Regions from separate parts of the Homo sapiens genome. Here region 1 is linked to region 2. The links are chromatin loops, found by intact Hi-C in ENCODE. Cell type or tissue: Calu3. All regions are shown on one strand. Each heading gives the region's core, and the rest is flanking DNA. Links, peaks and the distances in the headings are about the cores only.

What was found. A loop is a pair of places that touch in the nucleus more often than their neighbours do. Peaks named below come from ENCODE experiments on the same cell type or tissue, not always from the same donor. Only the 100,000 strongest peaks of a DNase experiment are listed, where the experiment ranks them.
Region 1: it touches region 2 in a loop (2.5-fold over the local background); 1 of 110 quality-filtered maps calls a loop at or near these places.

What each region holds. Positions count from the first base shown.
Region 1 is chr2:13,226,457-13,234,051 of GRCh38, forward strand. The region is part of intron 1 of LOC105373436 (a long non-coding RNA gene); the gene reads left to right. Among named protein-coding and RNA genes, the nearest start is that of MIR3125, 490 kb to the left of the region's middle. In Calu3, for the core only: no CTCF peak of the experiment used is centred there; a DNase peak (open chromatin) is centred at 4,005.
Region 2 is chr2:13,519,782-13,527,376 of GRCh38, forward strand. It overlaps LOC105373485 (a long non-coding RNA gene), which reads right to left. Exons shown (of 2, transcript XR_922814.3): 2 at 1-3,574. Among named protein-coding and RNA genes, the nearest start is that of MIR3125, 790 kb to the left of the region's middle. RefSeq lists enhancers at 2,802-4,001, 3,381-3,750. In Calu3, for the core only: no CTCF peak of the experiment used is centred there; a DNase peak (open chromatin) is centred at 3,590.

The sequences.
Region 1 (7,595 bases), core at 1,360-6,359, 290 kb before region 2:
TTTTTGTGGGATCAGAAATCTGTAATTTATACCAGTTTCTCACGTGATGTTAACATGGTTGGCCAATAAACTATATTCTGAGATATATCCAAATACATCATAGATAATTCCCAACTAAACATAAGGTGGCACTAAAACATTCAGTGATATTCATTTGAAGTGCAAAAAGATTCCTGACTTAATAAATCAATATTTATAAAGTCACCATTCTGGGAAAGGCAGTCTGCCAAGTATAATCAAAGATGAAGAGATATCTAAGAATCTGTGCCAACCTTATTCTAGCTGGAAACACCGAAGTGTAAACAACAACTCATCAGATAATTTGTTTTTCATTGTGATTATAAAATTGTCACAGAGTTTAATGTCATTTTGCTTCATCTTTATATTACATGTTTATGCAAATGTTACCCAACCCAAGGAGTATAGACAATGCCATTCTAACCAGAGAAGAGGCATTTTTCTTATATCCATCAGTATATTATTAAATATTATCTCATCCTGATACAAATAGTCTTTACTGAATGTGGAAATTCAAGTTTTGAAAACATCTGCTTTGTGGAGTCTAGTTATACAGATGAATCTAAACCCTGAAATCTTGTTCAAACACCAAAATATTTATATTTGGGTTCTTGCCTTTTATTTTATTTTATTATTTTATTTTATTTATTTTTCAGACAGGGTCTCACTATGTCGCCCAGGCTGGAGTGCAGTGGTGCGATCTCCACTCACTGTAGTCTCAACCTTCCAGGCTCAAGTGATCCTCCCACCTCAGCCTCCTGAGTAGGTGGGATTACAGGTGTGTGGCACCCTGCCCTGCCCACCATCTGCCCCATCTCGATATCCCAAAGTGCTAAGTGTACAGGCATGAACCACCATGCCTGCTGGGTTCTTGCTTCTAAAATGAAAGTTTTACAGCTCTTAATTTGTCTCACAGCTTCTAGAAATCCAACATTTTTGTTGCAATCTTTTCAGATTCCTCAGATGGAGACAATTGTACCCCATTTACTGCTGAGACAACCCAATCAATTAAGCATCATTCTGTGAGATCCGGGCAGCAGAATCACACACACACACACACACACACACACACACACACACACACACACACAAACACACACACACACACACACACACGATCTCTCCTGGGAGAAAACTAAAGCGTTAGGTTGTTAAGTGATTTTGAGATGGGAGAGTTCCTTGGACACCCTCAAGGAACTTGCAACAGGGGTGTGGCTCCTATACCTGGCCACTGTGCTCAAACCCCTTGCTGGAGGGGGAGCAGCTGGTGAGCAGGTGCAGGAGCCAGGGAAAGTGCTTTTGGGCTCAGGCCCGACAGCTGCATCTAGGAGTGTGTTACAATTAATGCTGTTTTAGCTTTGCCATCTGGGGATGGCTTATGTGTTAAACAGCTCAGTGAAGAGTCAGTGTGACAGCGTTTTTTGGTTCCTGCACTCAGTGTATCCTGATTTCTCGTCTGGGATCCACTAACAATCAGGTCACAGAAACAGTTTGGAAGGTGATGAATGCAGAGGATTTCGTTAAGCAGTGGAAGTGGCTGTCAGTGGAAGGGGAGCTCGAAAGGGGTTGGTGCAGGAAGAAGGTGATCTTTCCCTGAAGCCCGGCCATCTCCAGCTGGGCTTCTCCGTGAAGTTGTGTGAAATTGTGGCATCTGAAGTTAAGTCTAGTTGCTTCTTCTCTCAATGTTCAGCAGCTTGTCTCTCTGCCAGCTGAGGTCTAGGGTATATATGGACACAGCATGGGGAGTGGGGTGGGCCAAAAAAGTAACATTTGGGTGGGAAAACAGGGATAACTGTTCTCAACAGGGCAGCAGTTTCCAGGCTTGAGAACTGAGTCTTTGGTAGGAAATCGCCCTCTTCTACCCAGTATTTCCCTGCCTCCTGTCCTTTAACTGAGATCAATTTAACTGAGATCACATGAACCATTAGTAAAAAAAAAAAAAATACAGTACTTGAACCTCATTCTTTGAACTCCAAATTCTGTAACCTCAGTTGCATAGGAAGATGTATGGGTTGTTGAATGGGGAATCACTTGATTTTATGAAAACTTGAATCAGGTTAATGCTAGCCAAAAATTTTTCTTGCAATTGTACATTCGATAACAAAATTAATGCAGTGTATTCAGAATTGTAAAATTGCATTTTAAAGTTCTGATTAAATTTCATGAGAACAGAAAGAAATGAAGATAACATTATCATAATGACATCTTATTAAATTTTTTTTGAAATTCTGATGGAAGGAGGCCTACCAGATTAAACCATTAAGGAAGATCATATTCCTTCTAGTCCTAGGGCTCTAGAGCTCTGCTTTACAAGATTTGATGTACTTTAAATAAACTCATGTCTCAAACTATCACAAATTTTCTTCGGGCTTTACCATCTAGATTAACAAACTATCTAACAATACTTCTATACAATGGAATAAGAATGTAAGCTATTCTCAAATATTGCCTCTCTAGTTGAAGATCTTGGTTCTTCAAAAGGAATTAAAGATGTTCATAAATCCACTGTTGAATCATTCAGCATTTCTAAGTAGCACAAACTATTTTGGATGCTGCATATAGAACATAAAAACTACTTTGTCCTTTCTATAAGTTCATATTTTCTGTCTAAATGTACAACACTAAATAAAGAATTACATGCAAAATACTTACATACAAGTCACTCCCAAGTATTATAGGATTATAGAGAATAGGATTTCAGTATGGTTTTAAGCAACAGTACTCTGGAATTGACTGCCCAAGTTCAAATCTTGGCTTTACTGCCTGCTAGCTGCTCAAGTTTGGAAATTTTAGTTTAACCCTCTGTGTCTCATTATTCTTATTTGTAAAACAGAGACTTTAGAAACTCTTGCTTCCATGAGCTTATAAGAGAACTGAAATAAATAACATATCTAACTTGCTCAAAACAGCACATTGAACATGGTTATGTCACAAAAACAGGGTATTAATGTTACATATAAAAGGCTTATTAAAAATCTTCGATAATGTTAACATCCAAGCAATCATAAATGACAGATGGGAATTGACCAGTAAAATTGTCCAAATGCACTTAAAATATGCAAACACATAGGAGAAAAGCAAGAGTGATAATGTCAGAGAATGGGAAACAAATTTGTATGGGAGCAAGCATAACAAAGATAGCGAAGTGTATACAGAGACATAAAGGAAGGTTCAGAAGAACTCTGAAAAGGCTAAAGCTTGTCTTGCAAAAATGTAACTTCCAACAAAGAATTGTCCTTTTCTTTATTTCAGCAAGAAAATGATCTTACGGTGCATTGCCGGAGAAGCATGCCTAGTCATGTATGGGTTTTCGTATCAACCCAGATGATAGAACATGCCAACTGCATTTCTACCGACAATTGCTGTATCTTGCCAGTGTTTCAAGAAATGGTTCTGGTTGCATTATGAAGGATAGGTTGGGGGTAAGAGCCTGAAGGGAAGGAGATAAATTTAAAATCTGCTGAAAGTGAATAAAAGCCCAACTTAAACCAGCGAATAGAGGAATAGCAAAGCTGAGGACAGATGTGAGACAGACAATTTTGACAGAAAATAAATATTATTTTTGTTGTTGACAAGATATGAAAGGGAGGGAAAGGAAAAAGTCAAAGATAATTCCTGCGTTTGGGGCTTTAGTAAGTAAGACAATGATAATGCTATATATAGCCAAGATTTAAAGGGATACAGTTTTAGAATATTGATATAAATTCCTTTGAAATTGTAGAACTGTTTAATTTATGAAGTATTTTATAAACATAATTGTTATTATGAAGTCATTATTATCTGAAATTTGTATTCAAATATCACTATTGCTATTACTACTATTCTGTTCTTGCCACATTAGAACTGTAACCATGGTGAAGCAGGCTCCCAAGGCTTGACTTTCTCAACAGCATTTTTAAAATTTTTTGCCTATGCCTCATTGATAAAATAGCCCAAAGATCAGGAAGTGGAGAGGCCATTGGTTGGTTATTGGTTCAATTAGCTAGTTGTTTGAGTGATGGCATGTTGCCAAGACAACTCTGGATCATTTTCGATATAAATGCCAGATGTACCTCCAGGTGGCTGTGGGTTTTCCAGCTCATCTTTCTTAGTGTTAATGCTAATAGTTGGTGTTTTCTATGGCTGGGTTGATATGAAAACCTATAGTAGATGCTCACCTCTGGCAATGTTTTCCATGGAGTTCATTGTGATAATAGTAATGTAAGATATCCTTCTCCTATGAAGTAGCTGGAAATAATAAATTGTTTTTTATTTGTTTGTTTATTTGCTTACTTGTTTTCTTTTTCGGACAATTGTGCTTGTGAACAGGACTAATGCAAATTTATCACCATTATATCCTAGTGCCTAGTTTCATAACTAGCATATTATTTAATGAACAAAACATGAAACCAATTGGTAGGTATGCAGATTTTCTTTAATAAATACCTTCTTTGAGCCAAATGAAACACATGTGGTATGAATAAAAAATATAAATGATTATGAAAAGAAAATATTTTCTTAAATCCACAATGTTGTTTAACACCCCAGGGAAAACTTTCTGCCCATCCAGAGATAAGCATGAGATACACAAACATATAAAATTTACGTGTGTGTATAAATATTTTTGACACAAATACATCTATATTTTGCATACTGTTCTGTACATTAATTTTTTCACTGAGCAAATATTAGATATTGCTCCCAATAATCCCATGGATTCATTTTATTCCTTTTGAATGGATCTAAGTATTTCATTTTAATAATGTTCCATTATTTAACGAGGACCCTGATGTCATTTCAAGCAAAGCAACAATGAATAAGACTGGCTGTTAGTCATCGAATGCACATGAATAGCACCCCCTTGGATAGAGAAAACACCAGGTGTGTGCACTGTCTGATCTGGACCCCACAAAGCTTCCACTTCTCCGAAGATACCTGAAAGGGCCAGGTAGCACAAGCAGCACAAGCTGTGGGTGGGAGATTTAACACGTCACTGGCGGAGCCTTTGTCCAAGGAGGCAGGAAATGAGAAAAAGCCAAAGGAAACAAAAAGTACTCTCAATATATAAAGAACTCCTCTAAATCTATTTTTTAAAGGCAAAATCAAATAGAAAATGGCCAAAAGCCTTAAACAGACACTTCAAAATAGTCAATATCCAACAGGAAATGAAAATTAAAATCATAAAGTACTACCACTAAGAAGCAATCAGAATGGATAAATTAAAACAGAAAATACCAAGTGATATTGACTAAGAGAAATTAGAAACACGACTATTCCAGAGCTGGTGATGGTAACTAATAAGTTGAGTCTGTAATATTTTCTTTGTCCAAAAAGGAAACAATATATTTTTAAAAAATTGATGACAGTATGAAAAAGGACAGAATGCCAATTTGAATGGAATTTTACTCACTGAATCTTAGTCGATGAGACTATCTAAATAAATAATCATATCAATGGATTATACTCCTCTGAATAAAATCATTTAGACTATTTAACTCCATGCAAGGGGGGCGAGAGATGATCTGCCTTGTCTCTGGGAATGGAGGCTATACTTGAGAGGTGGACAGTCACTTCTGCTAGAACAGACAGTTTAGAGGAATCTGTGAGCTGCAGGTTTCATCCAAATATTCCTATTTTAGAGCTCTTCTTCTTTCCAGTGAGGATCTTTGCTTTGTGCAGGACAAATGTAAGAGCTGTGAACCTAGCCTGTAGTGAGTTAAATTTTGTCTCCATAAAAATATGCCCGTGTCCATGCGTGGAGCAGGAGGCCATTTTCCTTAGCAAAGTAACACAGGAACAGAACCAAACACTGCATATTCTCACTTATAAGTGGGAGCTAAATGATGAGGACACAGACACAAGAAAGGAACAACACACACTGGGACCTACCAGAGGGTGGAGGGTGGGAGGAGGAAGAGAATCAGGAAAAATAGCTAATGGGTACTAGGCTTAATACTTGGGTGATGAAATAATCCATACAACAAACCTCCATGACACAAGTTTGCCTATGTAACAAATCTGCACATTACCCCTGCACTTAAAAGTAAAAAAAAAAAAAAAAAAAAAAAAGACCAACCCAACTTTACCCCAACTACTTTCCGACCCAAAGCCTATTAAACTAGACTCCTGGTCAAAAAAAAAAAAAAGAAAGAAAGAAATGCCCATGTTCTACCAAGCCTGTGAATGTAACATTGTTTGGAAAAAAAAAAGTCTATGCAGGTGTAATTAAGTTAAGGATCTTAAGATGAGATCATCATAGATTGTCCAGGTGGGTCTTAAATCCAATAACAAGTGTTTTTATAAGAGACATAGAAGAGAAGAGAAGGTCATATGAAGGCAGAGGCGGAGACTGGAGTCAGCAACCACAGCCAAGCAGTGCCACAACCATCAGACACTGGGCCAGGCAGGGAAGGAAGCTGTCCCACAACCTCTGGAGGAAGCGGGACCTAGCCCTACAGACTACTTAATTTGAATGCTGGCTTCCAGAACTGCCAGATAATAAATGTGTTTATTATAAGCAGAAATACAAATCCATTGAATAAAATATGAAAACACATGCATCCATAGCGCTCTACATAAATAAATCAATAAATTATAGAATAAATTATACTTAAAGATATTTCCACAGGATAGGATAAGAAAATATTAAAATCAGATCATTCTAGTGATTTGTTTTAAAAGTAATATAGAATTTGATCAACAGAATAAAGTCACCCTATGTCTTTATGAGAGCAATGAAATAATGCATTGAAAACCGAGTAAGAAAATCACTAGAAAAAAATACAGGCCAATTATTCTTATTAACATAAATAAAATATCCTAAATAAATATTAGGTATAAGAGTTAACTGTGAAGGTTTATCTCATGAATACAAGGTTAGTTCAACTAATATAAATCTAACAATATAATTCACCATAGTAAAACAATTACAGGAAAACTAACAGGTGCTTATTTCAATAGATAAAAATGAAAGCATCTAATAAAAGCCTATGTCTATCTATGATTGTAAAAAGATCTTAAGAAGGAATTTAACCCACTGATAATATGTACACATCTAAAAGCTACAGGAAGCATACTTAATCATAAATTTCATAAGCAGTTGATTTAAAGCAATAAATATCACTGCTCACTATTATTGTTTAACATAACTAGCCATATTTGATAATATAATAAGAAAGAAAATATAAGTACATTGTATAAATACAGAAAGTGGCAAGACTAAATTTAAATTTGGTAGAATTTTTTACTTGATATAATTATTTAAAACCAGAAGATTTAACTTATAAGCTAGTAGAACATGACAGAGTGCCTAGCAATTTGTCAGCTAGTGTTTCTTAACATAGTAAAGATGTTCTCACAAAGCTAAATTCTTTTCAATGCAATGACTACCAAATTCCCAAGAGACCTAACATCTTGATTCTAAAATGTATTTAAAATAATACATTCCCTCAAATATTGTTACATCTGTGTAGGGAAATAAAAATAGACATAAAAATAATAGGGAACAGAATGTGTTTCATACATATCTAAGGTATTTATATGTGATAAAATAGCTTCACAAATCTGTGGAGAGAGGGAGTATTATTTGATAAATAGTT
Region 2 (7,595 bases), core at 1,555-6,554:
TCCTAGGCATAGTGTGGCATCATATACATACTCATGTCTCTCTGGCCCTGCACACCTTGCAGACTTCAGACTGCTCGGAGCTATTTTCCTTTCCTCATTTCTCCTGTTTATAAAAAATCTTCCCATGGAAGCAGTGATGATCAATCTCTTAGGCCTTCATCCCTTGGCACTGGGAAGGCTCATTCTTGGATAATCCTCAGTCAAGTCATTGATTTCTATAACTGTCATTTCTTGTTAAGTCATCTCCAGTCTTCAGAATTTCATGCTTTTGGTTTTCTCAGAAGAAGAAAAACTGATAAATACATAGTAAAAAACCTGTTTCATTGGGGATTCAGTCCAAATTATTGGAAAATGACAAAAACTCAAAAACAGTGGTCAGGGCTGGAATCTAATAACAGGTATGCTATAATTTTTCTCTGAACCATAATTTTTCTCTCTCCAGTTTCCCATTTACACCTAAGACAAATCTTAGTAGGACCAATTTACTTCCAAAATAAGTTTTAGTGTTGTACTGAGCCTGATTATTTTCAAAAAACACAACAAGAATAGCGATTACCATATAGGCTCTTTTAAATTGGCTTTGCTGAAACTTTCTTAAGGAATTTCAGATTAGGCTTTTATAAGTCTCCAGGCTAGGAAGCCAAGTCAAAGATTCACAATTAGAATGTGCCTGTAATACCTGTACAAATTGAATAAACTTCTCCCTTCTCAAGGTCCCCAAGATATCTTGAGTTTCCTGGGCCTGTTGGATATTGACATTCTTTACTTACTGCAAGGTCAGAATTTTTGAAAGGAACTATGTAGACAAAGTACCAGGTCAATCTCTCTGAGGACTTTTTATTGACTCTATAAAGTCAATCTTAATTTTTTAAAGCAGTCTGATAATATCCAAAAATATGCCATTTTGGTCATAGCCTTAGTATAATAATCAGTGTATCTTATTTTATGGTTACCATAAAATAAGATTATTAATAAATGGATTTTAAATTTTGGAGAAATAAGGTATAGAGAATGTTGTTCACAAATGTTATATTTCACCCAATTCTGTAAGCTATAAACAGCTCAAAAAAGTTTCATTTACTCTGCAAAACAAATATAAAAAGAATCAGCAATGTTTTAAACACAAAGTCCTAAAAAGCATTTCAGTCTTCTTTTTCTATCAGTTCAGTCCCACATAATAAATTCTCATTCTGCTTGATGTTGAGTTAGAAATCTTCATGAACACATCAGTTTATGGGAGTTCTTAAAGTCTTTACTTAGTCTAATAATACAATCTCCAAAGTTATTAGAAACCTGTATTCAAGAGTACTTGTCAGGGTTCATTCTCATGAATTGTCTTAAAAAAAAAAAAAGCAAATTTTGGACTGTTGTCAATTGTAAACCACTTTCTGAGAAGAATCCAAGTAAAACAATAATTTTCTATGAATGACAAAAGACTTAGACTAACCATGGTTAAAAACACAATTGACAAGGAAATTCTGTGGCGAATGACAGTGTAACATAATAACCATATTTGTGTCTGACAACATATGTTAACACATCATAATTTTAGGAATATCATACAATTTTGAAAGACAATAATACAATATATCTCCTCTAGAGATATACTATATTATTTTATTATTATTATTACTACTATTATTTGTGGTATCAAAAATAGTGAAAAAAGGATCAGAAGTGAAAAGAAACAAAAGAATAAGTCTTATAAGAGCCAATTTGGGGGCATGTTAAGCTTTCTAAAAGGCAAATGATGTTTTACATTTTTCTCAGCAAAAATTATGCCAACAAGATAGGAAGTAACCAGAGGGATCAAACACATTTAAAAAGAGTTTCAGTCAACGGAAAAAAATCCCCCAAAACAGGATCCAAAAGAAGAAAATGCAGAAAGCCCCTTTTATTCTTATTTTTAAAATTATAGCCTAAATGTCAGCTTTTAGTTAAGCTGACTTCTGACCATAGAGCTCTAAGAAAGAATCTTTTTAAATTTCTTATTACCAGATTTAATTCAAGACAAACAAACTACTCTGATTCAGTTTGTGTGGTGCAAAAACCAGCTTTTTTTTCCAATTGTGTGCACAAAGAATTATTTTCAACATAGCAAAGGATTCTTATTTTGGTTACTGCTGTTTATGATCGTCCCAGTGAAATGGCCTCATTGTGGAGTAACACCCAAGATCTGTTGTCTCACAGACACAGAAATCTAGGATGCAGATGCATAAAGTGTCAGGTTGAGAGTGGAAGTTTAATAGGCAAAAGAAAGAGAAGAGCTCTCTGTTGCAGACAGGGGTCCAGAAAAATGGGTTGCCGGATCCATGGTGAAATGCAAGGGGTTTTATAGATGCCTGGTGAGGAGGCAGTGTTTGATTTACACAGGGTGTGAAACATTGGTTGGACCAGGTGTGCCACTTGCATAGGTCATGAAAAACTGGTTGGGACTAGATGTGCCGTGTGCATAGGGTATGAATTTCTGGCCACCCCTACCATAATCTTTTATTATGCAGGCGGGTCTTCTGCCTGAGCTGTGCCATGTTGCCCGTTTCTTTACTCTACACATGGTAACAAGAAAAGGGAAGATGGAGCCTCCGTGTTGGACATGCCTGGCCCCCAGGTGGCCCTTTTCTATTGGTGCCTCTGCCAGCATTCGCCCGTGCAAGCTTCCTGCTTGATTATCTATGTTTGCAGCTCTATTTTTCAGGCTGCTCTTTGTTAGAAAAGCAATGATTTGGGGGGCTGCTTTTTGTTAGAAGGGAAGCTCTGCCAAGAACTCTGTTGCCCTCACTATCTGCCTAAATAATTTCTGCCTTCTGTATCACCAGGTTAGGTGGGTCCACTTTCCTAGGCCTTTACAAGAGGATACCCCACGAGTGTTATACATAAATCCAGCTGGTGTTTCTAAAAGGAATACTCTAATTTTGATGCTTGACTTCCCATAATTTAGGAACTTTTCAAAAGTGTCAAGCCTGGGAATGTATTTAGGGTGAAAGTGTAACTTATCTCAGACTGTCTCTAACTTCCAGGGAGCAATAGTGTGCTCAGTGTATGAGGACCAGACTTTCATAGTGTACCTGTTTGGAAGAGCAAAAAGAGGGAACACTTTTCGGTTAGAAACTAACAGGAATTGGTCTCAAATAAAAGGATAGGTCTGAATTTTTAAGCAGAAGAAACAGTTTTAATCTTAAAAGTAGGCCATATAAAACAAAACCATCCGTGTCTAACTGCCAATCCTTTGACCTGAACCTCTGCTGTGAGACAGAGGCAGAAAAACCTTGACCTAAGCCTCCAGTCCTGAGGCAGAGGTGGAAGAACCTTGATCTGAACCTCTCCTGTGAGACACAGCAGCAAAAAGACATTTTCTACAGAGCTCTTTACTTGGAGCTTGTGTCCAAAGACAGAGACCAAAGCCCTCTCTTAAAGAAAAGAGACAGTTTGAAAAACAGCCAAATAAAGTCTATATTTCAACCAAGGAGTGGGAGGTCCTAATTCTGGAGAACTTACCCAGAACACCCAGTGGGACTTCTGAAGATGCAGAGTTCGTGCTGGTATCAAGCACTGCTTTCAGGCAGAAACACCGCACCTGGTGGTGAGAATGAGTCACTCTGAATCCTGCTGACGATGCCAGATATGCCTATCTCAAAGGAACCTGCTGAGCTAAAATTAATCTATTACTAAGCAGAGTTTACTTGGGCCAAGTTTGAGGGCTGCAGCCCAAGAGCATAGATTCTATTTGTCCTGAATATACACTCTGATTAGCAACAGTAACAAGTGGATTTTAAAGGGAAAGAAAGAGTCAGTTCCTGAGGTTTTTACCGAGGATTTACATTAAAATAATATAAGCCATTGATTGGCTCAGCATTGTTCTTTGTATCATAAATTCTAAGAACATGAAGGTATTGAGTGAGGCAGTCAGGAACAAAATGACTTTAAACAATTTCCCCTAGGCATGGGTGTGGGGTGTGAGCATGACTGAATCCCATACCCACGTCTCTCTGGGTCTGCATACTTTGCAGATCTCAGACTGCTCTCAGCTATTTTCCTTTTCTCAAGTTTCACATTCTCAGTGTAGAATATTTTTGTCACAGGCTATTTTATATGTGGACATACAGAATAGGCGAAGGAACTTTTTAATACAATAAAAAATACACACAATGAAACTGGTAGTATGTATTTAACAAAAATCATATGGAAAATTAAGGTCATTTTAATAAATAAGTGACTTTGAGATGGGGGAGGGAATTCATGGGGTCTTATAAAGCCTGTAACATCCTAATGAGTTTGTCGCTTTGTTTTGGTTGCCTAATATCCATAAAACTCTCATAAATTTAAAAATCTATATATTAAAAATGTTTAATGAAGCAAAGGATGCAGAAAAGATTTTATTCTGTTACAGTCAGAAAAAGATGTCTTAGGCAGCTCAGGCTGCTATATCAAATACCATAGACTGGGTAGTTTAAACAACAATAATTTCATTTCTCACAGTTCTGGAGGTTAGAAGTCCAAGATGAACTCTGGAGGTTAGAAGCCCAGCAGGATCAGATTCTCTTCCTGGATTCTATCTGGCTGCCTTTTCATTGTCCTTACATGGTGGAGACAGTGATCAAGCTCTCTGGTGTCTCTTCTTATAAGGGCAACAATCTCATCATTAGGGCCCCACCCTTACAACCTCATCTACCAAAGGCTCTATCTCTGAATACTATCACATTTGGGGATTACAGCATCAACATATACATTTTTAGTGGACATAATTGAGTCCATAGTAGAGTGGCAATTTTAATTAAGCAAAAAATGCAGAGGAGACTATCTGTTACACTCAAAAAAGGGATTAATCCAGCATTCACTCCACAACAAACACAAAGTATGAAAAGTTGATGAATAAAGCATCCACACGTGAAAATTTTCAGTTTTCTTTTTTAAAGTTAAATGTAAAATCAGAAGTGAAACCAAGTTACAATTGTGGTGAACCCTGGAAGTAGCTCTGTTAATACCTGGGGAAAACCAGCTTGTTACTCCCAACTCATAGATTTATAGAGAAATAAATTATGGCTTAGAGAGATGTAACCCTGTTGAGATAAATAATGAGTTAGCAGCCAAGCTAGAGAAAGGATATAGCCCTCCGCGTTCCCACTGCTTTTCCCACCTCACTTTCCTAATAAGCCACTTACAAAACTGGATTCATGTGAAAATATATCCACTTGTTCTTCATTTTGATGTACTTCATAGTCAATGTCTTTCCTAATGATGTCAATCTAATTGAAAAGTTAAAAAAAAGAAAGCCAATATATAGGTGACTAATTTTATTGTTTTAATCCATGTTCTATATTCAAGATAAATGATAAATTGTGACATGCCTTCAGCTGTGCTGCAATGTCATTAATAAAAACGAAAGGAAGAGACAGAATAATAGGGTTGAAGACTCATAGATGTCTTATAGCAGTTAAGAAATGCTATTTTTAAACAACATTATATTGGCTCTACTGTCCTTAAATGTGTAAATTAAATCTTCCTGAAAACAGTTCATAGTAGACAAATGTTACAGGTAAATGCCATTCAGCGCTTAATCACTATTGGCAGATACGAGGTGTAACAGAGTCATACTGACACAGTAAATCAATGAGTAGTAATATTAATATGGAAATTCTTTGGTATTAATGACTTCAGTACCAAATAAGTCTAGAATTTATTTTCTCCCAGTATGCAGAATAAGAATTTGAAATGATTTCACACACACACACACACACACACACACACACACACACACACACATATATATATTTGGTATGTGCTAGCATGGTTTACAGTGAAGACATTGACAGGGTGAAAGAAAAAGGAAGGGTTTAAAGATGATACTGTATTTTTTTTCACATTAAGTAGGAAACAAGAATGGTTCAAAATTGGTCAACATAGTAGATATTGAATGGAATATAAATCAATGGAATTGTGGTAGAGTGAAAAAACGGCCACATTTTTTTCCCATCCATGTAGGTACGTTCTTCCCAATGTGACTTTGCGACTCCTCAAAAAAGAGGTGAAGTTTTTCTCTCCATCCTTAGAATCTCGGCATGGCCTTGCAAATTGCTTTGGTCAGAGGGCATTAGCAAGTATGATACAAGTAAAAACTTGAAAAGTGTTTGCTTACTGAGGGTTGGCCTCTTTTCCTACTGGGAACCCAGGAACTACTGTAGCAGGATGAGCCACAGAGAAAACTCCTCAGACACCGAGTTAAAGAAGGAAGGGGTTTATTTGGCCAGGGGCATCGGCAAGACTCCTGTCTCAAGAGCCGAGCTCCCTGAGTGAGCAATTCTTGTCCCTTTTAAGGGCTCACAACTCTCAGGGGGTGCGTGTGAGAGGGTCGTGCTCCATTGAGCAAGCAGGGGGTACGTGACTGGGGGCTGCGTGCACCGGTAATTAGATCGGAACGAAACAGGATAGGGATCTTCACAGTGCTTTTCTATACAATGTCTGTAATCTGTAGATAACATAACTGATTAGGTCAGGGGTCGATCTTTAACTACCAGGCCCAGGGTGTGGCGCTGGGCTGTCTGCTTGTGGATTTCATTTCTGCCTTTTAGTTTTTACTTTTTCTTTCTTTGGAGGCAGAAATTGGGCATAAGACAATATGAGGGGTGGTCTCCTCCCTTATTCTCCCTATTTGAGACTCTCACTCAATAGTGGGAGTTCTCACTTTCATATTTACTACCCATGTCTTCTTGCAAGACAGATCGATAGTGATTCATATAGTACACTTGTGCTGAAGCATTTTGGTGAACTAAGGTAGCAATGAAGCTTTTTATCATTTGAAGAAGTACAGGTAGCAAACAAGGGAGCAGTAAGTAGCTTCCTATTACTATTATAACTCTTATTATAAGAGTTTTAAATCCTCTTAGCGCTGGGAACCATTTTCTAAACACGGCCCCAGCATCAAATCCATGCCACACTTGCACGGGCAAATGTGCCAGTTTTGTCATATCTCTAACTATGTCTTCAACTACTTGCCCTTGATTATCTATGTGTAGGCAGCAATTAGTAAGGTCAAATTTCCTACAGACCTCTCCTTCAGCTGCTAGCAAGTGGTCAAGAACTAATCTATTTTGATAGATAGCATTTCTCATCTGAGTTTCTTGCCAGGCCAGAATAGTCAAGGCTCTGCCCGTTTTATTAGTGATTATTTTTAAGACAGCTTGTAACCATATGATTCGGTTGATCATGTAAATGGGGGTCCGGTATCCCCACGAGCCGTCTTGTGCCCAAGTAGCAGGCCCATAATATTGTATGATTCTCTCAGGGGGCCATTTATCATTTTTTCAATTTTTTATAGTTATGCTTCTCTATTCACGGGAAGCATAGACAGGGAAGCCAGGAGTTCACCTGTTTTTATGGGCAGTAGGAAGAAAGATGGTTTAATCATGCCAGTAACACAACTACCTGCCTACTGGTCAGGTAAGTTGGTGTAAGCTCTATGCTGACATATCCAGTATAATCCAGTGGGGGCTGTCCAGTCCCGGTGGGACTCTGGGTGGGTCCACACGGTTTGCAACTTTGGGAATTTACTAAATGGATTTCTCTCTGTGTGATTCAAACTCCACCAAGTGATTGTTTTT